Linked DNA regions of Mus musculus: regions 1 and 3 are each linked to region 2. A link is a loop called in an ENCODE intact Hi-C map of the cell type or tissue named here. Cell type or tissue: heart. All regions are shown on one strand.

Region 1 (8,000 bases), 48 kb before region 2:
TCAGATGTTAGGCAGTCCAGGGAGACGCCACCTTCTTCCTACCCTCCTAGCTCAAGAGGACCAGGATCACCTGGAGTTTACCCTGTGTACAACCAAGTCCCACCAGGTAAGTAAGGAACCCGCCTCCCCTCCCTGTGTCTCATGTTCAGGCACCCAGAAGGCCAGTCACCAAGCAGACAGCACCTTCTCTGGTGAGCCTGGGCCTCACACTGCTCACCTGAGATGGTGCCATACCTAGAGTTTCTGAGATATCTTCCTTTCTCTACTGCAAACTTATTGGAGGATTTTAGTATTTGTTTCTTGAGACAGGGTTTCTCCGTGTAAACCTGGCTCCCCTGGAACTTACTCTGATCTGACCCATCTTCCCTGTTTCCATTCCCCAGGCCCGTTCACTGGCATACCTTATATGCCAACTTCGATCCCAGTGCAGGCCGTATGTCCCTACTGTGGGAACCGTATCATGACAGTGACCACCTATACCCCAGGCCTCCTCACCTGGCTGCTGTGCAGTGGCCTCTTTGTGTTTGGGTAAGTAGTGGGAACCTGCTAGAGATAGGGTGGGTTAGCCGAGTGCAGAGAGAACTGGGGACAAAGGGAGGTCCCAGACTGGGTTTGGTTTCTTCTCTCAGGGTAGTCTGCCCTCTAGCTGGGTGGCTGAAACAATGGATGGGGGTGGGGTGGACAATGCCCACCTGCAGGGCAAATGGCTCCACACAGGTCGCCATCACTGCTACTGCCAAGAAACAGAGGGCTCAGTATAGCTCTCAGCCCAGCTCTGGAGAACTGCCCCCAAAGAACTGAGACCCACGCAGAAGTGTGACGAGGGTGCAGGTCAGCACAGGGACCTACTCAGGTGAACACACACTGCTTCTGAGGCTGCAGGTGCTTCCTGGGCTGCTGTCTCATCCCCTTCTGCATACGGAGCACCATGGATGTGACCCACTCCTGCCCCATGTGCCATCACCAGATCTACTACTTCCATCGCCTGGGATTATGACTATAAACAGCAATAAAGCAACATCAGGGTGTATATGTGTGTATGAGTGCATGTGCATATATGCGTTTATATGTCCATGTATGTGTGTTCATGTATGTGTGTATATGTATGCACGTATGCATGCATGTGTATGTGTGCCCGCCCCCCATATACCCATTCATCAAGAGTATGGTAAACACCCTCCACTCTCCTCTGTTCTGTCCATGTACCATAGATGGTACCTACGTAAGCTTGGGTCACAACATGTGCTAGTTGGTATCTTCCTCAGGAGGGCTGGAGCACAAGACTCCTCTAACTGATTATAGATGCCACAGCTCCACCAGCCAAGCCACCTCTTTCCTAGCCTCTTCCTATCAGCTCCAGCTTCTGCTCCTTTGGGAAAACCTGTTAGCCACACCTCATCTGTATAATCCCCCAACCCACATCCAGGTTCACACCCGCTCCCTCAGGGACCAGTGCCCTAACCGCAGTGCCAAGAGAGCGTGGTCCTTTCCTCACCGTGGGTCTCTGCAGTCTGGGATCCTTAGCCCCGAGGGCTGCAGATGTCCTCTGGCCACCCACTAGCAGCTTTCCTCAGCCTGCTTTGTCCCCAGGCTTGCTTGAGCTTCCTTTGGCCACCTCCCTAGGCTTCTGTCCTCTCCAGCAGCCCCTCGGCCTTTTCCCCTGGATGCCCCGGGCAGCCGACAAAGCCCTTGCGTTGGCATGGAAAGATGGCCCTGTAATTAAGAGGAGTTGCCTCACAAAAGTGAGGACCAGAGCCTAGATCCCCAGAACACACACAAGTGCTGGCTGGGCGGGCAGCACACATGTAATCCCAGCCTTCCAAGTCCCAGAAAGAGGCTCCCAGAGCAAGCTTTGGCTAGTGAGACTAGCCATGTGAGCAAGCTCTGGGTTTGAGGGACCTTGCCTACATGAGTAAGATGATCCTGTACATCAACCTTGGGCCTCCACATGACTGTGCACTTATGTACATGCACACCTACACAGGTGCACCCACGTATGTGCAGACACACAGACAAATGGGGGGACCTCACCGGGTCTCGAGAGCCCTCTCCTGCAGGAGTGGGTGTATGGGGAGGGTCTCCAGTGCAGCCTGCCTTTCTATTCGCCCAGTCTCTTCCCCTCCACCTGCCCCACACTCTGCTGCGCCCTCACCAGCCTCACCTGTGGCTAACAGACAGTTAATGATGCAGTTAATATGGACAAGAATTCAATACTTCTTTGGGAGCCTGAGGTGGGGATTGCCAGCCTTAGTTACATAGTAAATGCCTGGCCCTTTAAAAAAAAAAAAGAAAGAAAAATCTGTTGCTGCTGTTGTCCAGATCCAGACCTGTCTAGGCAAGGTGCCTTGCCTGGCGTGGTGGAGGAGGTGTGATCATATTTATGGAGGCAGGAGGACCTGCCCGCTGTGCACAGCACCATTCCCTGGCTGGGATCCCGGACTGGTTAAGTGAAAAAAAAAAGAGAGCTGGGCTGCAGCACGCAGTTATCCATCTCTGCTTCCTGATTGTGGGTATCAGGTGACTTTCAAGCTGATGCCTGGGAGCTAAAATGACCCTTTCTCCCTTCCATTCTTCTTACCAGAGTAGTTTATCACAGCAACAGTTGCTGCCCTGGAACTCACAGATCATACTCTTTCAATGAGCTGACCTGGAGCCATGTGCAGTGCTTGCTACCTCCCTCCGGACCCCACCCAGGCAGCACCCTCTCTATGCACCCCAGAATAGCCCATCCCTTCAGTGCTTTTTCCAGGAAGACTCATGAGCCTGACACCCCTAAGATCTAACAGAAGTTTAGGGAGAGGCTACAAGAGAAGTTGGGGAGGGAGGAAGGGGTCCTGCTGAGTCCTCTCCTGGGGTGGACTCCTTCCCAAGGTCACGGTGCAAAGAAGCCAACAGGAAGGAAGTGGTTGTTAAAAGACCTCAAACTGGCCCGTGGGTGAGACTTCTGGGTAGGATGAGCATTAGGGGCAAGATCAGGAAGGAGGGACAGGGAAATCCAGTTTCAGAACGATTGGATTTTTGTCTTTGCAATGCTGAGAATTGAAGCAGGGGCTTCGTATGACAGGCAAGCACTCTACATCCCAAACCCTCCTTTTCATTTTGTAGCAGGGACTTCACTAAATTGCCCAGGCTGGCCTTGAGCTTACTATGTATCTCAGGCAGGCCTGGCACTCACCATCCTCTCCTGACTCAGCCTCTTGACCGCTGTTTTGACAAGTGTGAACTACCACACTGGAGCTCCATTTAATTTTGAAAAAACCAACTATATTGGTGTAGCTATCACTATATGAGTAGAAAGGGTGAAGAAACGAGTAAATTATCTGAATAAGAGAAAGGGGGACATGGGAAATGACAGGCACATGAGGTACATGGGCCACTGATCTGTGCTGGGTTCCCTGTAATACCCATACTCACCACAGGGAGGTAGCATTGCACCAGTTGACAGAGGTAGAAATCCAGGCCTAGGCGGTCTGGTGACTGAATGCATGGGCAGCCAGAAACTCAAGTCTGCCTCCCTGTATTAGTTTGATATAAAAGCTGTAGATGAGTGGGTAGTTGCATTGTGGGTGGGCTAGCAAGCATTCCAGGCTGAGATTGCTAGAAGCCTGAAAGTCGGGCGAGGCACACTGCCCAAAGCAGGCAGCTCTCCAGACCTGAGGGGTTCCCTCACCCCCAAGCCTGTCTACCACCTGCAATGGAGGGAATACTGGGAAACTGGACTTCAGAACTTCGAACCTTAGTAGCATAGAAATAGACCTGATACAAGATCACACTATCATGCCAAGTCAGCGTGGGCCTCAGACAGAAAGCAAGCCTTGGATGACCCTTCCAAGCTCACCTGAAAGCTCCCTTCCCTGTTCAGGTCCCTCTCTGTCCCCCATGCAACATGTTGGGCTTTGACTTGTATTCCTGGACAAGAGTGTCTCAGTTTTCAACTCCACAGTGCCTAGGCCGTGAGCCCCCCCTCCCCACAGACCCCAGGCTTGCCCATATCATAGAAAGTGGAAGAAACCCACAGTGCTGCAGCTGCCTGAAGGTCCTGCTTTACTCGGCATCCGTGTGAGCTTAAAAGGACGGTGCTGATTACGGTCACCCCACCCTCTGTGACAGCCTTATCACTGGAGTGGACAGGTGGGTGTGGCGTGCCATGGCTGTGCTATCAGCAGCCACCATGGCAGGCCTCTGTGCCCACTCCCAGCCTACTGCTGCCAGCCCTGCCCAGCAGGTCCACCTTGGAAATCTGCCCTGCAGCTGGTCTGGGGACAGTGAGCTAGGGCCAGGGAGAGAAGTCGGACAGCTTTAATGCGCCCTTAGCACTGTGCACGCCACTTAGCTGGAAGGCTAACACTACCCCTCAGCCTCGACGAACCTAAAGGTGCCTTCCCAACCCCCTCACCTCCTCCTACTGCAAGCCCAAGCCTGGAAAACTGAGCTAGAACATCCAAGAGCCCAGTATCCTGGTTGGCAGGAAAGGACATGTGAGCTCACCTCAGAGACCGTGAGGCCTTTTGGAGTCTGGTTTCCAAACATGTTGAAGGTACAAGCTGGGACCTGCCATCTAGCCCTGCCATTCAGCCAGACCAGGCACATAACCTAACATGGGCCAGTGACCCCTGGCAGGGAGGGACAGAGACTATCATACCCAAGTTTTGCCCTCAGAATGATCTCAAAGCAGAGGGTCCCAGCTTGCAGGTCTCATTCACAACCACCCATGTCCACCAACAGTAAAACTGAAGGACACAAGGAGATTTGGTCCTGATGGAGCTTTTTGCCTACCTGGGAAATGAAGTCCCCTGGAGCTCCTTCAAGCCAGCAGGTTGTAAGAACTGCATCTCAGCAGTCCCTAGGATCAAACTGAGTGCCAATGAGGACATTGGACTTTGGCTCTGACTATGTGCAACAGATTAAAGTGACTGTCCCTTCCCTTAGGAACTGAGCCCCATTCCTGGTGCTTGGCCACAGGCAGCCAGAAGTTGAAGTAGAGAGTGGACACAAGGCACTCTGCCATGGGGGCAGCTACTGTCTGATAGCACAGGGTTGGGACAGGGACAACATGCTGAGGGCCCCACACATGAAGACAGCCCCAATTCCTACAAAAGCACCTGACCTCTGTCCCTCATCAGCTTCCACAGACATCCATTCCAGGAAGGGCTGTACCTATTCCCCATGTGGCACAACCAGACTTGGGTTTTACTCTGAGAGAGGGTTTGTACTATGTAGCCCAGACTAGTCTCATCGGTGGCTGGGATCACCACCCTGCCAGGCTTCATCAATGTAACTGCACATTTACCCTAACAAACAGCTGGAAAGCAATATGGTATTCCTCCTTGCCAGATGTGCTTGGTCACAGGGACAGTTGGCTCAATCAAGGCTCTGCTAAAGGGGGAATGGCCTCAGAGGAGCCACAGGGAGTTTTAGTGTTGAAGAAAACCACAGAGGCCAATGACCCATGGTTTTCAAGCTTGGGTCTCAGGCATCCCAGACCCTGATGCGTAGCCAGGAATGGCTTTGAACTCATCACCCTGTTTCCACTTTGGTATGCACAACCATTCCAGCTTCATGCCCTGAGCAGAATCACATAGCCACCAAGGCTGCAAGCCCTCACTGAAGTCACACTCCCCCTACATCAACACCCACGTCACAGAGCAAAGGGACCCGACGGCATCCTCAGGGGATTCAGTGAGCAGGCTGGAAGACAACCGTTTCTCACATTTTAGTAATACTTAAATTTAGAAGTAGAAATCTGCTTCTACCTCCACCTAAATCAGGTAAATGAACTCTGTATTTTGGGAGCTGGTAAGGAATGGAGAAATGAATGCGGCACACAAGAAACACTACAAGAAGTTATTTGAAAAATAGTCATTTAATATTTAAGGGAGAATAAAAATTGTGGGTATCTAAGTCTGAGCAACCCCAACAAACCCTGAAACAGGAACACCTTGGGGTTCAAAGGCCAACATTGGGTGAGCAGTCCTCATTGTCTTGCCTGTTACTACCTGTAACTTCTCATTTACAGGCCAAAGGGCCCAGCAGGATCGAGGCCCACCTGGCCCCCCACGATGTGCTGCTTTCCCCACTCATCTGGATACAATAAGTTATCAGAAGGCACACAATTCATAGTGCAACAGAGAAAGGAAGTCGGGTTACAGACTGGCTCAGAACCAGGAGGCCCGAGGTAACCCACAGCACACCAGTGGCCTCCCCCAGACGCCTCATGCAGAGGCCCTACACTTCCTCAGTCTGAATACAGACTCCAAGGAATTCCACCTGAGGATGCTTGCATTTTCTTTAGATACTGGGGATGAAGCCCAGGGCCTTGCACATACTAGACAAGTTCTGTGGCGCCAGCTACATTCCAACTTCTTGTCAGGGTCTGTCTGCGTAGCACAGGCTGACTTGCCGCTCCTCCCCCAGCCTCCTAACTGCCACCACACCTTACAAACCCTTACCCCTCAAGCTCCAAATGGGAAGCCAGGAGCCGAGCTCACACCTTTAAACCCAACACTTGGGAAGCGGAGGCAGGTGGACCTCTGTGCGTTCAAGATCAGCCTGGTCTACACAGCAAGCTTCAGGCCTGTAGGGCAAAACCATGTCTCAAAAAGAAAATAAAAACTGCCACCCAAAGGAAAAGGCCAGGTGAGAAAGCATGTGGCGGCTGAAAGCCTGGCTCAACGCAAAGCTCCCAGGGGAGCAGTCACCCTCGGCTTCCACAGCAGTCATCGGATTATAATTTTTATAGAAAATTTTATTCAACATACAACATTTTCCAGCAAAAAGGCAATATACAGGAGAATTGGTGTACACTGCTGCTACAGAAACAAACAGAAGTACTGGGGGTGGGAAAGAAGTGTGGCTTGCTCCTTCTATCTGCACTCCAAACTAGACACGCAGCTGGCATTAGCTCCAACAAAAAGGGAAACAAGGAGAAGACTCAAATAAAGCTACGCAGAGTGTCCAAGTCGGCCAGGGTCACTCGCACTCACCCAATAGAAAACGGCCTCCTCCCAGGGCAAATTGTACAGGTTTCATTCATTAAATATACAATTTCATTTTCCATTTTTCCTTTTTTATTTTATCTTTTTTACAAAGTCAACAGCGTACTAACCATTAGCGAGCATGCGCCCTTGCTAAAAGGCTCTCTCCTTTGTCGCTCGTCCACTCTGTCCTCACAGAAGCCTAGAGTGACTTTTCACCTGCTCAGATCATTACATTTGCCAATGGGCAACAGAGTAAACCTTAATTGTATCTGACAATGTTCTCAGTGTATAAAAGACCCCTAACTGCCAGGACCGCACTCAGTGCATCCACTTCCACTTCGTGAACAGGCTGCTACAGTACTAGCTGACAAAGAGAGACGGTTATTAAAAAGCCTCCAGGCAGCTGAGGAGAGGAGCCCCAGGAAGGGCCAGCATCGGACATGGTGAGGAGAACACTATTGACTAGGGCTGTTTTCTCTGGTTTGCCTTTACAGATGCACACAGATCACTGAAAGTCTAACTGAAGGAAGAAATTGGACGAGCCTACTCATCAGCCTGACTAGCTGCAGGGCTGGTGGCAGGACCTGGGCAGGTGGCCAGGCTGCCTGCGCCAACCAGGGACTTCTGCCAGGGACTCACCCCCTAGGAACCTCTTCTCCCATGCTGCGGATGGCTGCCTTGCATTGTGGTTACCATAAAAGAACTCTCATTGGCATCCAAGCTTTATAAAAACACCTTCATTTTGCTCAAAAAGGGCAGTCAATAGATACAGAGAAGCCAAACTGAACAGCCTCAACAAAATAAAACATCAGCAGCAAATCCTCTTGCTGGAGACTTCGGGGAGAGTGCACGTGCACCAGAGGTCTACGGCTGTTAAAAAGGGCACACACCCACGCACTGTCCCTCGCCTTGGACACGGGAAGGAAGTCAGTTGTGGATTTTAATTGCCTTTTCTAGGTAAGTGTAGCGACTCCTCTTTGGGGCTTTGTTGAAGTGGTCAAGCCCTAGCCAAGGCCGAGGATG
Region 2 (8,000 bases):
TTTTCATTTTAAAACAGAAACTGCTGGGGTCAATTAAGAGTTTTCAAATGTAACTTATTCCCCAAAGTGATATTGATGAAACACACTTGCGACCCAGGCAGTGGCCCACAGCCAATTTCTAGAGGGTTGTTAGATGGTAGAGTTGTTCTGCCTACATGTGGCAGAGAAGTACCATGTGCTTCTTTGTGGTGCCTCCTTAACCTTTTCTGAAGGTGCCATGGGCCGGTGGCACACGCCTTTAATCCCAGCACTCAGGAGGCAGAGGCCAGCCTGGTCTACAAAGTGAGTTCCAGGACAGCCAGGGCTACACAGAGAAAGAAACCCTGTCTGTGTCAATTCACCACCCAAATCCCTGTGGCTACATCTCGGGTGTAACTACGCCACAGGAGAAACCACCCTGCACATGTGATTCAGCACCGTGGAAGCAACAGTCAGTTCATCAGGAACAGACCCTCCCAGGGAGCATATTCTGGGGCTGATGCCTAGCCTACAGTTCTGCTTGCCCAGCCGAGAATGTCAAGGATCCTTACTTAGCACTGGTATGGGATCAGAACGAAGGACCAGGTTTTACTAGTCAGCAGCAAGCCTAAAAACCACACACAACTCTCCTCCGTAAATTTCCATTCTCAGTCACCCAAAAGAATGAAGGCCCACCCATCAGCTTGAAACTAGGACACCACACCCGCTGGCTCCCAGGTTCCAAACACCAATAGATCTGAAGCACCTGTGAGTTGATAGCATGAGTTTGACAGGACATCTGGGCCTCTACCAACAACTCTGTCTCAGCAGTGACCTCCACCCTCACCTCAGGGGTTGAGCAAGAAATAAGAATTCCATTCAGAAAACACAGGAAAAGTGGGTGGGCTGGGTACACAGTCCCATCTCTGATAACAGACACCTTGCTGCCTACCTTTCCTTCTAGTGCAAGCACTCTTGTTCCCAGGATAGGGCTTCTCCTGGTCATCCCTCTTCTCGTCCTGTTTGGGTAATTGCTAGTCTATTCTGAGTATCCATCACCTTGTGTACTATACCTTGCAGTATACTGCCCTAAGAAACTCTGTAAACGACTTTGCAGTAAGAAGCTTCAATTCGGGGGCTGGTGAGATGGCTCAGTGGGTAAGGGCACCCGACTGCTCTTCCGAAGGTCTGAAGTTCAAATCCCAGCAACCACATGGTGGCTCACAACCACCCGTAATGAGATCTGGTGCCCTCTTCTGGTGTATCTGAAGACAACTACAGTGTACTTACATATAATAAATAAATAAATCTTTAAAAAAAAAAAAAAAAAAAGAAGCTTCAATTCCCAACCTCTGCCATAGGTCTGCTTCTGGCTAACAATGTCATCTATCTAACTCCCTGCTGGCCATGCATATACAGCCAACACACGATGCCTGAAAACCTTCCTTCTTCCAACTTTCTCAAGTCCAAATTGGTTCCGAGCAAGTATGAAGCAGGTGAAATTCACCACCGGCCACTGTGAAAACACACACACCTGCTGCCCAGGATTCCACTTGAGGAATGAGCAGCAATTCCCTGGCTCAGTATTATTACTCTTCTAAAAAACTACAAACAATAACAAAAGGAAACTTAAAGAGACATCAAGGGCAGGAGCGATGGCTCAGCAGTTAGGAGCACCAAATGCTCTTCTGAAGGTCCTGAGTTCAAATCCCAGCAACCACATGGTGGCTCACAACCATCCCTAATGAGATCTGATGCCCTCTTCTGGGGTGTCTGAAGACAGCTACAGTGTACTTACATAAAATAAATAAATCTTTAAAAGAAAGAGACAGAGCCATCAAAAGCCTTCAGCAGACCTTATAGGTGGTCTAGAGAAGGGAGGTGCTGAAGGCGCAGAAAAGGCTTTTTTCCCTATACACAGCAATGACAACAAGGTCAGCAGCTATCACAACTGCTTATGGCTCTTCCACCCTCTTTCATAATGAGTGTCCTGCCAGGTACCAGCTTTCTGCACTTCTGCCCAGACTAAGTTCCTTAAAAACTGTAGTTCCAGGGCTGGTGAGACAGCTCAGTGGTTAAGAGCACCTGCTCTTCCAAACGTCCTTGAGTTCAAATCCCAGCAACCACATGGTGGCTCCCAACTATCAGTAAAGAGATCTGAGCCCTCTTCTGGAGGGTCTGAAGACAGCTACAGTGTTCACATATAATTAATAAATGTATAAATCTTAAGAAAAAAACAAAAAACAAAAAACTTATCTCGCAAAATCCAGAGGCACCTGAAATGGTCATTTTCCAAGCCAGGTCTGCAAAGGGCTGGATGAAGGCAGGTACAGCAAAGGATCCACTGGTTCCTTTCCAGGGCCTTACCTCAGATGACCTGCCAAGCTCTTTAGGAACACGACATGCAAATGGCTTGAGGTCTTGCTTGGTGTTTTATGGGAGACCAAATGGAAATTTCAATACTTGGCCCATAACTACTCAGAACTTGTGATTCTTCTGCCTCTGCCTCCCAAGTGCTAGACAGGACAACAGGTGCCACCTGCCCAGCTATGATTGGTGTTATTATGAGTCACTTCCCTTCCTTTTCATAGGGCAGGTCTAACAGTCCCATAGGTAGACAGCTTGGCAGTAACAGACCATAAGGAGAGCTATTCCAGGCGGGCAGTGGTGGCACACACCTTCAATCCTAGCGCCTTCCAGGTGCTGAGTTCGAGGCCAGCCTGGTCTACAGAGTGAGTTCCAGGATAGCCAGGGCTATATAGAGAAACCCTGTCTTGAAAAACCAGAGAGGAGAGAGAGAGAGAGAGAGAGAGAGAGAGAGAGACAGACAGAGACAGAGACAGAGACAAAGAAAGAAAGAGAACAAACACACACTACAGCCAAAGTCCCAACAAGGGTCCCACTTAAGATAGTGCCTGGAAAACCTGATAGGAGAATGTGGGTGGGAACCCAGCAAGAACATAGTCTCCCTCCTAAGTCTAGAGGTCTGGTGAGACCTGTCTTCCCCGCCACCGCCACCGCCACCCAGTAGTATTCAGTCACTAGGAGTAACACTACAATAAAGCAGCTGTGTGTTGGTGCAAAGCGGGTGATCCCAGCACCCAGGCGTGCAGGATCCTCAAGCCCAGACTGCACTCCAATTGGAGCCTGCCTCAAGGCAGTACCAATGACCTCCTGAACAAGGGTTTCCAGGCACCAGGAAGACACAGTCCTGCCATACATTTAGTTTTCTATTGCATATCCCTATTACAGGACATCAATACCGGGATTAGTTGGTCATTAATCGAGAGTCCAAGCACTTGGGAGGTAGAGGCAGAAAGAGCAGAAGCTTACTCGAGACCAGTCTCAGCTGCAGAAAACCTGGCTCAAAAACAGGTATAGGGAAATCTGGGGGTGTAACTCAGTCAAACTGTGTGGCTTGCAGGAAAACCTGGGGTTGGTCCCCAACACTACATAAAGACTATGACTGACCCAGTGAGGGTGCAGGAGTAACTACACCTAAACTGATGCTGTTACCTCCTACTCTCATTCTGCCAATGTATAATTACAAGCAGGCTTTTCTGCGTGCCTTGTTTCCTCACCTCAGCTCCAAGTCAGCCCACACTTAGCGCACATCGATGGCTCTATCTTGTGCCTGTCCTTGACAAGCCTGGTGGCACTGATTTCAGCACAGCCTTGGCCGATTTGCATGACCTCTTTTTCATAGGATGTAGAAACTGAGGCATCAATGGCTTAAACAGGCAGAGGTCACACAGCAACTAAACACAAATTCTCAGTAAACCTCTAGCCTCTTCTGCCATAGGACTACCCAACTGTGAACTAACCTAATGACCTGCCTAGTTTCCTAGTTCCACAGGAAAAACAGAAGTAAGGGTAAGGGTGCACTTTCTCCCCTATCGGTGTTCTTATCCCTGGACTGTGGGCAGAAAGGCTGAGAAGACAGACTGGGAGCATCACGGGCTGAAAAGAGCAACTCTGCAGCAAGCAGACCCGATTGTTTGGCATCAAAGGGACACATTTCTGGGCCAGGGCTGATTCCACTGGGCTCTCTGAGGTGATGCTCACAGCAAGAATTCTTCCACTGGGACTGGAGAAATGGCTCAGAAGGATAAGAATGCTGGCTGCTCTTCTGGAAGAGCTGGGTTCAATTCCCAGCACCTACATGGATGGCTCACAACTGTCCAGTTCCAAGGGATCTGGAACTCTCACACAGACATACATACAGGCAAAACACCAATGCGTATAAAATAAAAATAAGTAAAACAAAAAAAAATATTTCTTCCACAAACCAAAGCCTACCTAAGCTGCAGTGGTCACACATTTGCTCCTGACAGCAAGTCTGTCCACTTACTCAGCTCTCAAATACTACATTCTGAAAGAAACAGTGCTCGAGTGCAGAAGTGTCACCCAGAGAACAGCACATTCTCCTGTTAGGGAGATTACTGTGAGCCACAAGCAAAGCACACAGCAAAGCTTGTGTGTCTTTAATAGAACCTACAGATATGTAAGCCACCTATATGTAAGCCACCTCTTCAGATAATGGGCCAGTGAAGCTAGACAATAAATGAACTGCCAAATAAATTCACCCCCAGTCAGATATACTCTGCCTCTACCTCCCAGCAAGAAGCAAGACAAGTTGCTTTCCCGGCCTTACAGACAGCAGGCTGTGGTTACACCACCAGTAAACAGACCCTCATTTTCTCTCTCCCCATATTTTTCCCTTCCTAATTTTCCTCAGCACTCCTAAGAACTTAAAATAACCAATTCTCTAGTGGATGTATGAGCACTGTGTGGTCACTCAAGAACAAATGTAACTCTGACAGAGTGAGGCAGGACCGCATACTAGCATACTAGCCCTGACTACCGATAGGAGGGGAAATTACAACCAACAGAACCAGTCTCCCAGCTTCCCTCTCCATCGAAACCACCCTGCCCTAGAGGGAAGGCAGACAGGATACGCCTCACAAAGCCTTCCTTCCCAAGCTGGTCATAGCTCTGACCCCCTCCAGCTGCTGGCTCTACCAAACCCAAGTAAATAATGGTGCTAGCCATTAGCTCCGGTCTAGATCCCATTTGCAGCCCGGCTTGTGAGACCTACCGAAGTTGTTAACTCTAAATTCGGCTATTCTGGACTTTGGAAGAAGTTATCAACCCTTCCTGATCCTAATTGACAACAGCACAGTACCCTATTTGCGGAGTGCAAAGCTAAAATAAGACTGTCTAACGTGCACTCCCACACCAAAGCACTATACTAGCTCACATGGCCACAGCCCTGAAAGACTGCATTTTCTACAGAATTAGCGCAAGAATAGAAAACTGAAAGCCACAACACCCATTAAACACTAAAACTCAAATACTAACTTTGATAGAAAATGAAAGTTTCACGAGAAAACTCTGGGAAGCAAGCATGAAGCCCAGGATATCATGGGTAAAAAAACCTGTGAAGATCTTCCACCACCCTAATCTCGTCAAAACTTTGGACATAGACATTTTTCCAGATACAGTCTGTATCAGAAATATGCCCCCCCCCAGCGCTGTCCAATCTTATTCTCACAAAGCCCTAGAGGAGCAGTGAGGAAGACTTGAAAGGAAAACGGATGTTCACGTTCCGAGCAACTCTCCACTTTAGACGTGCATGAAATTATAGCATAAAAGGAGTACACTAATCTCCCAAAGGTGAGTTCCATCAGCTATTTGGTTTAATCGCACTTGCCAGACACTCTGAAATTACTGATTTGCTGAGGCCAAGAGAAACAGCCTAGTCCTTGGCATGAACTTCAGCTTCCCCCTTCCCCCGGCCCCCTAGGGCCTTTTTCCCTCTGCTGCATGGTCAGACAATTGTTTGATTCCCACTGATCACCATCAAGTTATTCACAGGGGGGGTCAAGAGTCAGTATTCCTAGCCTAGAGCATGCTACATCATACACAACAAATACAGTTTTACCCCAACTTCCTAGGAACCTTCATTCATTTATGAAAGCCACTATCACTTGCTGAACGGTCCATTCATTGCCCCTCACTGGGATTCCTGCCTGTCTGACCCCTTTAGGGCAGGTAACCGCGCATACTGCCTTCACTTAAAGTACCAAGTCAAAAGAAAAGAAAATGACCAACCCAGCATGAGATCCCGAAGCCAGAGTCCCTCCACTGCGCTTTCACAGCAAACCTTGATAGCGAAGCTCTACAAACAGTATAAAATCCAGTACCAAGATAAATTCCTGCGGCTCCGGTAGAAAACATAGTTACCTCCAGAACTTAATCTGCTTCTGCAGTAGGCCAGCCATGTGCGGCGGAACTCCATAGTTTCAAGCACACTTTTTAGCCGGACGTGGACGGCACCACCTACAGCCAGGTACCCAAACTCCTCCACAAGCCCAGGTAACTTATAAACTAGGCGAACCTGAGTACTTTCCCAGCAAGTCCAAAGGCTGAGGGCAGCTGCGCGCCTTGCAGGTGTCTCCGCAATTAAGCGCGACGCCCGGCAGAGCGCTCGGAAGTTATTGGGGGGAGGCTCTCCGGGGGCGCGTTCAGAAGCAGGTGCAGGGGAACCTGCGCACCCGCTCCCATACCCACCCCAAGAGCTCAGGGGCCGGGGAGCAGGCCCAACCAGCCTGGCCAGAGCCACACACCCCGGAAAGAGGACGGTCCCCGGGGCCCGCCTCCCAACCTGGGTACCCGGAGCCAACACACCTCGATCCTAATTTACGACTCCGGCGCTTTGTGCCCAGCAGCCCGTGCGCTGCACAATGCGTGAACTCGGGGGTCCGGGGCCACCCCCCGCCGGGCCGCATGACTGTGCAGCCCCGGCCCGGCAAAAGCGCCGGGCCGAGCGGGGCCGAGCGGCAGCCCGGCCTGGTTAAAGATGGCGAGGCCCTCGCGTGGCTCCCGCGGCCGCCCGGACCACAATGAAAGCGCCGGCCCCGCTGCGGGCCTCACCTTCCATCTCCATGTCCTCGGGCTCGCTCAGCTGCTGCTCGCCCGCTTTCTGCTGCTGCTGCTGCTGCTGTTGGTGGTTCATGTCGGCCGCGGCCTGGGCCTCGCCTGCGGCCGGAGGCCCGGGCTGCGGGCCCGGCGGGCGGGCGGCTGCTAGCAGAGGCGGCGGCGGCGGCGGCGGCGGGGCGGCCTCCTCCTCTTCCTACCCGCGCGTCGTCGGCGGCGGCGGCCCCGGGGCGGCCCGCGGCGGGCGGCGGCGGCGGCGGCGGCGGCAGGGAGACGCGCACGTACTTGCTCGCGATTCGCCCAATCTCGGCGCCGAGGCGGGCGGGCGGCGGCGGGCCGAGCCGGGCGGCCTCCTCGCTCGCTGCGGCCGCCGCTGCCGCCGCCGCCGCCGCCGCCGCAGGGCCCGCCTCCCGCCGCCGGGGCCGGGGCTGCGGGGCCGCGGGCCGGCCGGGGGCGGAGGGCGGCCGGGCGGGGGCCGCGTAGTCAGCCCCGCCTCGGACCGGGCGCGGAAGGCTGGAGGCCGGGCGGGCCGCGGCGAGCCTGCGGGCCCGGGTGTGGGCTGCGGCGGCGACCGCTGAGGCTGCGCGGGCGGGTGACCGGCTGGCCGCGCTCGGGGCGCTGAGGCCTCCGCCTCCTCGGCGTCGTCGTCGGGGCTCCGGCAGCGGACGCGGCGCCCGGCGGCTCGGCTCGGCTCAGCTCGCTCTCAAAATGGCGGCGGCGTGAAATGTCACATCCGCATGGGGGGCGAGAGCGGAGCGAACGAGACGAGGGCGGGCGGCGGGCGGAGCGGGAGGCGGAGCGGGAGGCGGAGCAGGGAGCGGCCCGCCCGCCGCCACCGAGGAGCACCCACCCCGCGCGCCGGCCGCCCGCCCGCCAGCCCTGCTGGAGCGGGGCGCCGGGGTCTCCTCTGTGAGGCAGCGGAGCGCAGCCCAGGGCCGCGGGGCTCCGGCTGAGGGTAGGGGTGCTCGCGGGAACTGGGCTGGACAAGGAGCCCAAGGCGCGGCGCCGTTTTACGGCCCGTAACCGGCCCCGGGATTCTCACCCGGGCAAATACGTGGGAAACTTAACTCTTTTGCACCCTAGATCCAATAAGGCAAAGTGTA
Region 3 (8,000 bases), 91 kb before region 2:
AATCTGGAAGAGGAAGAACAGGTTATCTTTTATTGTGGTTGTTGTAACAGGATATGGCCTCTGTAGGCTCCACGTGATTAGCACGGACCCAGAGGTTTGCACATTTCCCTGTTTGTATAGAAGTCTGTCTTCCTGGGTGCTTTCTTCCCTACCCCGTAACTTGAGATAAGATTCAGAACAAAAGAAGACAAATGGATTCAGGCCCTAACAGCTTCATGAATCATTTTCCAACTGTGGCATCCTGGAAAATCTCACAGAGATCATTGACAAAAATAATGAACAGAGAAGCCCAGTCCCTGTCACTGTGTGTTTGCTCTTGTTGAGTGACTTTAAACCAGGGTCACTGAGCTACTTCACCCCTTTCCTCTCAGCATGAAGGTCAAGGGTACCGCCCTTCAATGCTCAGAGTCACATCTCACTAGTATTCTATTACCATAGTGCAGAGTTGGCATACTCTTCTGTACAAGGCAGAAGCGCGCGCGCACACACACACACGCACACACACACACACATTTATTTGTTGGTTGTGGAGATCGAGCCCAACAGCTTGAACAAGCTAGGAAAGCACTCCTGCTAAGCTAGCCCCCAGGCCCAGAGAGTCAGTATGTTGAGGTTTGCAGGCCACATAGTCTCTGTCACAGCTATTTAACTCTCTGTGGGACAGAAGCCACAGGAACACCGACATAGAGCGTCAGTGTTCTGCTCCAGTAATACTTAGTTATTGGTCTAATGGCACACAGGTCTGTTTGATGCCTCCTGGAATCCACAGCTGTTGCCACCTCTGAAATACCTTCCATAATTCTTTTTCTTTCACCTCAATTCCATTTTTCAGGTGTTAACCTGCTTATTATATTGTTTTATAATTCTCAGGATTGGTTGTCTGTTTCACTTTTGAAATCAGCTGGTAAGCATGAGCATCAAAGGTATTTTCACAACCTCTTCACTTTGGCGATATTTAAGCTGAGAAAAAAGCTACAGAAAGAGCTCAGGTGGGCACAGAGCTAAGGAAATTGTCCTGTGAATTGAGAGGATACAGCAGGATGTGTCACGTTGGCTGACCACAGTGCCATGTGGCTCATCAGCGTGCAAAGCTTGAGTTGCCCTTCTGCTGAAGGTGGGACTGCTTTGCTGTGGTTAGAATTCCATTTCTTTAATTTTGTAGTCTTCCCTATCAACCATTCTGATGTAGCAAACCACTTGGGGATTAATTCAGTGGCCCAAAGAGACAACTAGCAAAGTTCTAGTTCTTTTTTAGTAAGTCAGTATTTCTCTGTCAAAAGTTGAGAGGAAAGCCAAGTATGGTGTTGCATACATTTAATCCCAGCACTTGGGAGGCAGAGGCAGGTGGATCTCTATGAGTTCAAAGCAAACCTGGTCTATAAAGTGAGTTTTAGGACAATCAGAGCTGTTACACAGAGAAACCTTGTCTCAAAAACAAACAAACAAACAAACAAGAAGTTGGGGAAATGTGGCTGGGGCTGCATCTCAGTGGTGGGGTGTTTGCCTAGAATGCAGAAGGCTGCACTGACTCCTCAGCACCCATAAAACCAAATCAACAAAAAGTATAAAAGATGCATCCTAAGGCCCTGCTGTAGGCTTACCTCCTGCAGCAGTGAAACACCTAACCAAAAGGTAACTTGGGGAGAAAAGGGTTTATTTTGCTAACAGTTCCATATCTCTGTTCCTTATCAAAAGCAGTGAGGGTAGGAATGTGGAGGCAGGAACTGATACAGAAGCCCTAGACGGTTGCTGCTTACTAGCGTGCTCCACGCTTTGCCTGCTTTCTTATAGAACCTACAACCACCAACCCAGGGACGGCCCCACCCACAAAGAACTGGGCCCTCTCCCGTCAATCACTAATTAAGAAAATGCTCTACAGGCTGGCCCACAGCCCGATCTTATGCATGCATTTTCTCAGTTGAGATTTCTTCCTCTCAGATGACTGGCTGTGGTTTGTGCCTAGTTGACATAAATCTAGCCAGCACAGACCCCTAGTTGTTTGTTTGTCTGTTAAAAGACATTTTTAGGAAATCCAAGTAGCCTTGAATTCCTGATCTTCCTGCTCCCATTTCCCAAACACTGGTATTGCAGGCTTGTGACACCTTTAAAAAACAAACGATTATGGGGCTGGAGAGATGGTGCTGTGGTTAAAAGCACTGGCTGCTCTTCCAGAGGACCCAGCATCCACAAAGTAGCTACAACCATATGTAACTCTGGTTCCAGATGATCTGGTGCCCACTTCTGCCCTCAGGCAACTGCATGCATGTGGTATACAGACATATATTCAAAGAAAACCAACAAAAAAGAATAAGCTAAATCTATGTATAAAAAGGTCACCACAACACAGAATAAAAAAAGCAAGTCATAACCCAGGACAGAATAGCTCCATAACCATACATTATCTGCTCCTGTGGGGACAGAGGGATAACAGACTGACAGGTACCTGGAACAAAGGAGCGTGGTACTGCTACCCCCAAGATGGGGGTGTTCTTTAGCCAGGAGTTCAAGGTTAGCCCAGGCAGTATAACACAACCCAAACTCAAAAGAAAACGAACACACAAGAAAGTGGGGAAAGGGGAAAAAAAAACAAAAAAGGTTAATAGCCCCAAATAATAACTAAATATTTAAATTTTTCTACAGGCCTAGTAATACCGCTGGGCTTGTGTGAGGCAAATTAGCTTGCTGATTCAGGGTAGGCTGGATTAGTTTGCAGTTTTCATTTGATTATGTGACTCAAAATCTTCCTGTTTTCCTTCCTGATATGTAGAAAATTACAGAAGAAATGGATGGCTTTCTACAAAAATTGAGGCAGAAGACCAAAATTGGAGTGGTAGGTGGGTCAGATTTTGAGAAACTGCAAGAGCAACTGGGAAATGATGGTAAGTGCTGACTGTACTCCGGCCCACGACTAATGCTGAGGATACTGAGACCTGCCACCATCACCCATGGAGCACACTTTCTGCCTTCTCTGGGAAAACATTTTCTTTGCCCTTATTTGGCCTTTGCTTTAGTCATATAAAAGTAAGTTCTGTGATCTCTGACAGACCCTTCCCTCAGGTGTACAGATAGACTCTCCCTGCCGTGTGTGCATGCCTGTGTCTGTGCTTGCGGAACCTTGTCACTTCTCTGTCACTTCAGCCCAGGCCCCACCTCCTGGCTGTCACCCCCCCCACACACACACTCAGATAAGGAGATACCTCTGGTCTCAGTACATTGTCCCTGTTGCTCTGACCCGGTGTATTCCAGGGTTCCCTAGTCATGAGAGGCACTAGATTCCCCTAGCACCAGTCTTCACACACAGGACTGGCAAGCTAGAGAACCTTTGAGATAGGGTGTAATTCTGTAGCCCAGGCTGGGCTCAAACTCATCTCCTGTCTCCACTTCCCGGGTGCTGGAGTGACAGGCATTAGCTGGAGAGTCTTCTGGCCTCTTTCTTGGAGATGGTGAAACAGTGGGTCTCTAGGACCTGGATATCATGTTTTCGCAAGTGTCCCCTCCCAAAATTCTGGTGCCTGACCTGCTGGTAGAGAGAGCACTGTCTTAAAGACTAAACTTAAGTCTATGTTGCAGACTGTTATTTATCTCTGTTTTCCCAGGGTCTCTGGGGTAGCTAGTCTGTGAGAAGCAGTGAGCAGAGAGATTGACAAACAGAGTTCTTCACTACCTGTTGTAGTGTGGAATGTCTGTGAACCAGGCACCTGGGCAGCTGAGACAAGGGAGTCTGGAGTTTTGAGATCAGACGGGAATACAGAGTGAAACCCTGTCTTCAGAAAGCTAAAAAGCCAAGGCTGGAGAGATGGCTTAGCAGTTAACAGCACTTGCTGCTCCTATGGAGGACCCACATGGCAGCTCACAACTATCTGTAATTCCAGTCCCATAAGGTGCACACACATACATGCAGATAAACCACTCATACACATAGAATACATTTTTTTTTTCCTTTAAAAACTGACATGAGGTTAAAACAGACAGAAACCTCACTGTTGTCCCAGAGTCAGGTTAGTACTAAGGACATATTAGACAGGATAGTTCACTGTAGCAGGCTTCAGGCCATCTCTTGCCTCTCCACTAGGTGCCAGTAGAGTGCACACACACACATACTCAGCCAGTGTAACAGCCCAGGCTGTCTCCAGACATTGCCAGGTGTGTCCTGGGGATCACATTGCCATGGTTGGGACTCAGCATGTCTTATCTGAAAGTGCAAGTCTGTGGGTCAGATCACTGGAAGTCGTCTCTGCATCTGCAGGACACATGCCACTTCATCTTCCTCGGAGGTACTCACTTTAGAAACACTCACAGCAACATTAAGAGGCATATTCAGCCCAAGAAATCCTGTCACAGAGGTGTTTGCCATCCCTGGCTCCAGTGCTGTAGTTAAGAACATGCTCTGAGAGGTTTTCTGTCACTGTAGCAGAACTGTGCTTCAGGGAGGATAACAAGAGTTAACATTCACCTGGAAGCCAGTTGAGAGCTCACCTGGCATCATCCATCAGGGCTAGTGGACACGCCTGTAACCTTAGCACTCTGGGGACTTGCTGTGGGCCTGAGGACGCGCTAGACTGTGTAATGAGATCCAGGCCAGCATGGGCTTCATGAGGGCCTGTCTCAAAAACAAACAAGCAGGCACCGGAGCACGTGCCTTTAGTCCAGCACTGGGGAAGCAGTAGCAGGCAGATCTTTTGTGGGTTATATGCTAGTCTTCCAGTCGAAATGAGTGTAAGAATCATCTTTTAAAACAGTATTTAAATTTTTATTTTTTTATAAAAAAAATATTTTGGGGTCTGGGAGATTGCTCAGTGGGTAAAAGCAATTAACAGCACAAGTTCAGTACTCAGAACCCGCACAGGAGAGAACTGACCCCGCCTCCATGAACACCATGATGTGTACATGTGTTCACAAAATAATATGTGGATGTATTTGGGTTTTGTTTGTTTCTCTGTGTACCCCAGGCTGACCTCGAACTCAGAGATTCAACTGCTTTTGCCTCTTGAGTGCTGGGATTAAAGGCACGCCCCACCATGGCCTAGCCAAAAATAATAAATATTTAAAAAACAAAAACAAAAAACAAATGGAGCCTAGCAGTTCTGCTCTGGCAAGCCTGAGAGCAGAGTGTGGTTGTGTCCTTTCCACTTTGTTCCTGGTGCTAATTCATGGCAGTTGGAAGCAGGCATGGGCCAGCATCTTACCTTACAGGCTGGAGGCAGGGTCCACCCGCAGCTCATTTGTCATCCCTCAGGCTTACAGCCAAAGCTGCTGTGGCAGTCCCCAGCCTCTGGACGAGAAGGGCTGCCAAGGTCTTAGGTGCTTAGCCAGGTCCTTGGTGGTGGGTGTTGAGGAAGGAAGAGAAAGGCAGGTTTCTATTCAACGCACCCTCAGCTTTATCTTGTTTTGGTTGTAGTGGTTGAGAAATACGATTATGTGTTTCCAGAGAATGGCTTGGTAGCGTACAAAGATGGGAAGCTATTGTGTAAGCAGGTAAGTTTTTACAAATGCAGCCCATTCTGGATGACTGCTACTGCGCCATAAGTAAGCCAGCCCTCCTGGGACAGCCAGGCATCTTAGGTACCTGGGCTAGAAAGTGAGTTCAAGACCAACCTGGGCAGCTTAATGAGAGTCCCGTTTATAAAGAATAAAGTAAACAGACCAGAGAAGAGCACACTGTGTGAGATAAGGATGGATTGCCTCTGGGCAGGAGGGAGGGAATCTTCACAGTGTGTTCTTTGTTAAATTTGAATTTTGCCTGTGCAGCTGTGGCTTGTTCCAGATAGTGACTGCATCTTTATAATGGCCTTTTAAAGCTGCTGGAGTCCAGCGTGCCTATTACAATAGCCAAAGCTAGAGCAGGCCACTCACCCAGGCAGGGGCTGTGAAAGAGAAGCTGTACTTAGCACTAAGAGCCGCCGCACTGAGCTCTCTGGCCCTTCCGAGGAGCTGTGAAAGAGGCCCAGGTTCCGAGGAGCTGTGAAAGAGGTCCAGGTTCCTGAGTGCTGAAGCTGAGACGGCCTCTGACGGAGGCACAGTGTTTTACCTAATGTTTCTCACCAGCAGAAAAGAGAACGAGGGGAAAGGACATCCGGGTGTGTCATTGTCCCTGCTAGGTCAGCCGGTGCCTTCTGCAGTGTTAGCAGGATAGCTGCATGTGCCATGAGCCGTTTGAAAGTACTTCCTGTTGTATCAAATAACTCATGCTTTGTTTGCCTAGAATATTCAAGGGCATCTGGGGGAGGATGTGATCCAAGACCTGATCAACTACTGTCTGAGCTACATTGCAAACATTAAACTCCCTAAGAAAAGGTGAGTTCACCCTTCACAGAGAGGCTCTTCTAGAATACTGAGCAGTGGACTCATAGGTGGAGAGTGGTAGTGAAAGCTGTCGAATGCTAGCTGTGCACACGCACATATGCATTACATACGTTACATGCACAACTTACATACACACACATACATTGGTTTTGGTTTTTTGGGGTTGTTTGTTTGTTTGTTTGTTTGTTTTGAGACAGGGTTTCTCTGTGTAGCCCTGGCTGTCCTGGAGTTCACTCTGTAGACCAGGCTGGCCTCGAACTCAGAAATTCGTCTGCCTCTGCCTCCCAAGTGTTGGGATTAAAGGCGTGCGCCACCACTGCCCGGCTACATACACATTTGTAAAAGACACATACACACATAATTTTTTAAAAGCATCGGAAGCTTGCAGTTTGAAAGTGTAAAGCTGGATGAATACAGAAGCAAGTGTGTTTGCTTGTGGTGCTTGAAGTCCACGCTACAGGGCTGGCGGGTGAGGAAGAGGAAAGGCTGGCTGTGCAAGCGTGGAAAGCTCAGTGCACATCCCCAGGCCTCGCATAGAAAGTTAGCCTTGGTCCCATGTACACTGCACTCTAAGCACTGTGGAGGACGGAGTCAGGACCACTGGGGCTCACAGGCCCTCCATAAAGCCAGGGTCATCCGAAGACCTTGTCTCAAGGGACTAAAGCAGAGACTGGCAGAGCAGGACACCCCAAAACAAACTGTCCTCTGACCTACATACATGCTTATCCTACCCGTTCTTCACAATATATATGTATTTATTATTATTATTATTATTATTATTATTATTATTATTATTATTATTTTAGATCTAAAACTAAAGACATAATTTTTTAAGAAGTATCTAGCCATCTTCCCTGGAATAACTGAAACATGTTGGTCAGCTCCATTTCCTGTGATCATGACAGGCCTGAATGAGCAGTCTGCCTCTGAATACATCAGGTTTCCTGAGCCATTAGTGAGACTGCATGGAGCATATCTCAGAGCCTGTCAGTGTCCTCTCTTCATGACATCAGTCTGTTCAAGAGCTCACTAGCAAACCAGATGCCCCAGGAGCAGATTTGATTCTCTAAAGAGCAAGTGCCTTTGAGCTGGGCTCCTTTCCAGCCCTTGTTACCATTAGATGCTCCTACAGCAGGTGTGGCAGAAACGGTGAGGCACGTGCAGTGATTAGTAACACACCCAGGTTCCCTAGTATGTATGTGTCTGTGTGTGTGTGTGTATACACACACACACACACACACACACACACACACACACACACATACCATCATCTTAGCAAATAGTCGATGTTAAATGTTATGACTAGTGAGACATGGTGCCTCAAGGTGTAACCCCAGCACTTGGGAGGTAGAAGAAGGAGGACCAGGGGCTCCAGATCATCCATCACTAGCTACATGGCAAGTTCAAGGGCAGCCTAGGTTACATAAGACACTGTCTAAAAAGTGGGGTGTGGGATATTCCTCCCTACGATCCTCCCCACTCTTGGGAGTTCTTTACTACATCTCTACATGTTGCTCAAAAAAAAAAAAGAAATAGGGCTGGTGTCTTAGTTTGGATTTCTATTGCTATGAAGAGACACCATGGCCATAGCAACTCTTATAAATGACAACATTGATTGGGGCTGCCTGATAGTTCAGAGGTTTGTTCCATTGTCACCATGGTGCTGGAGAAGTAGCTGAGAGAGAGTTCTACATCTG

Evidence for each region. A loop is a pair of places that touch in the nucleus more often than their neighbours do. Peaks named below come from ENCODE experiments on the same cell type or tissue, not always from the same donor. Only the 100,000 strongest peaks of a DNase experiment are listed, where the experiment ranks them.
Region 1: it touches region 2 in a loop (2.3-fold over the local background); 2 of 42 quality-filtered maps call a loop at or near these places.
Region 3: it touches region 2 in a loop (2.5-fold over the local background); 2 of 42 quality-filtered maps call a loop at or near these places.

Annotation. Positions count from the first base shown.
Region 1 is chr16:8,682,876-8,690,875 of GRCm38, forward strand. Gm5767 (predicted gene 5767) reads left to right here. Exons shown (of 4, transcript NM_001324517.1): 2 at 5-106; 3 at 384-528; 4 at 883-1,030. The coding sequence ends at 997. Usp7 (ubiquitin specific peptidase 7) reads right to left here. Exons shown (of 31, transcript NM_001003918.2): 31 at 5,847-8,000. The coding sequence ends at 7,905. Among named protein-coding and RNA genes, the nearest start is that of Gm5767, 6.1 kb to the left of the region's middle. In heart, a CTCF peak has its summit at 3,409; DNase peaks (open chromatin) are centred at 3,436, 4,076 and 7,578; H3K27ac peaks cover 1,372 bases.
Region 2 is chr16:8,731,310-8,739,309 of GRCm38, forward strand. It overlaps Usp7 (ubiquitin specific peptidase 7), which reads right to left and starts at 7,033. Exons shown (of 31, transcript NM_001003918.2): 1 at 6,895-7,033. The coding sequence starts at 6,976. In heart, a CTCF peak has its summit at 4,847; DNase peaks (open chromatin) are centred at 4,922, 6,702, 6,892 and 7,722; H3K4me3 peaks cover 3,588 bases; H3K27ac peaks cover 2,719 bases.
Region 3 is chr16:8,639,971-8,647,970 of GRCm38, forward strand. It overlaps Pmm2 (phosphomannomutase 2), which reads left to right. Exons shown (of 9, transcript NM_016881.3): 2 at 2,768-2,879; 3 at 5,399-5,475; 4 at 6,203-6,294. Among named protein-coding and RNA genes, the nearest start is that of Tmem186, 6.3 kb to the left of the region's middle. In heart, a CTCF peak has its summit at 4,058 (motif pointing right); no DNase peak of the experiment used is centred here.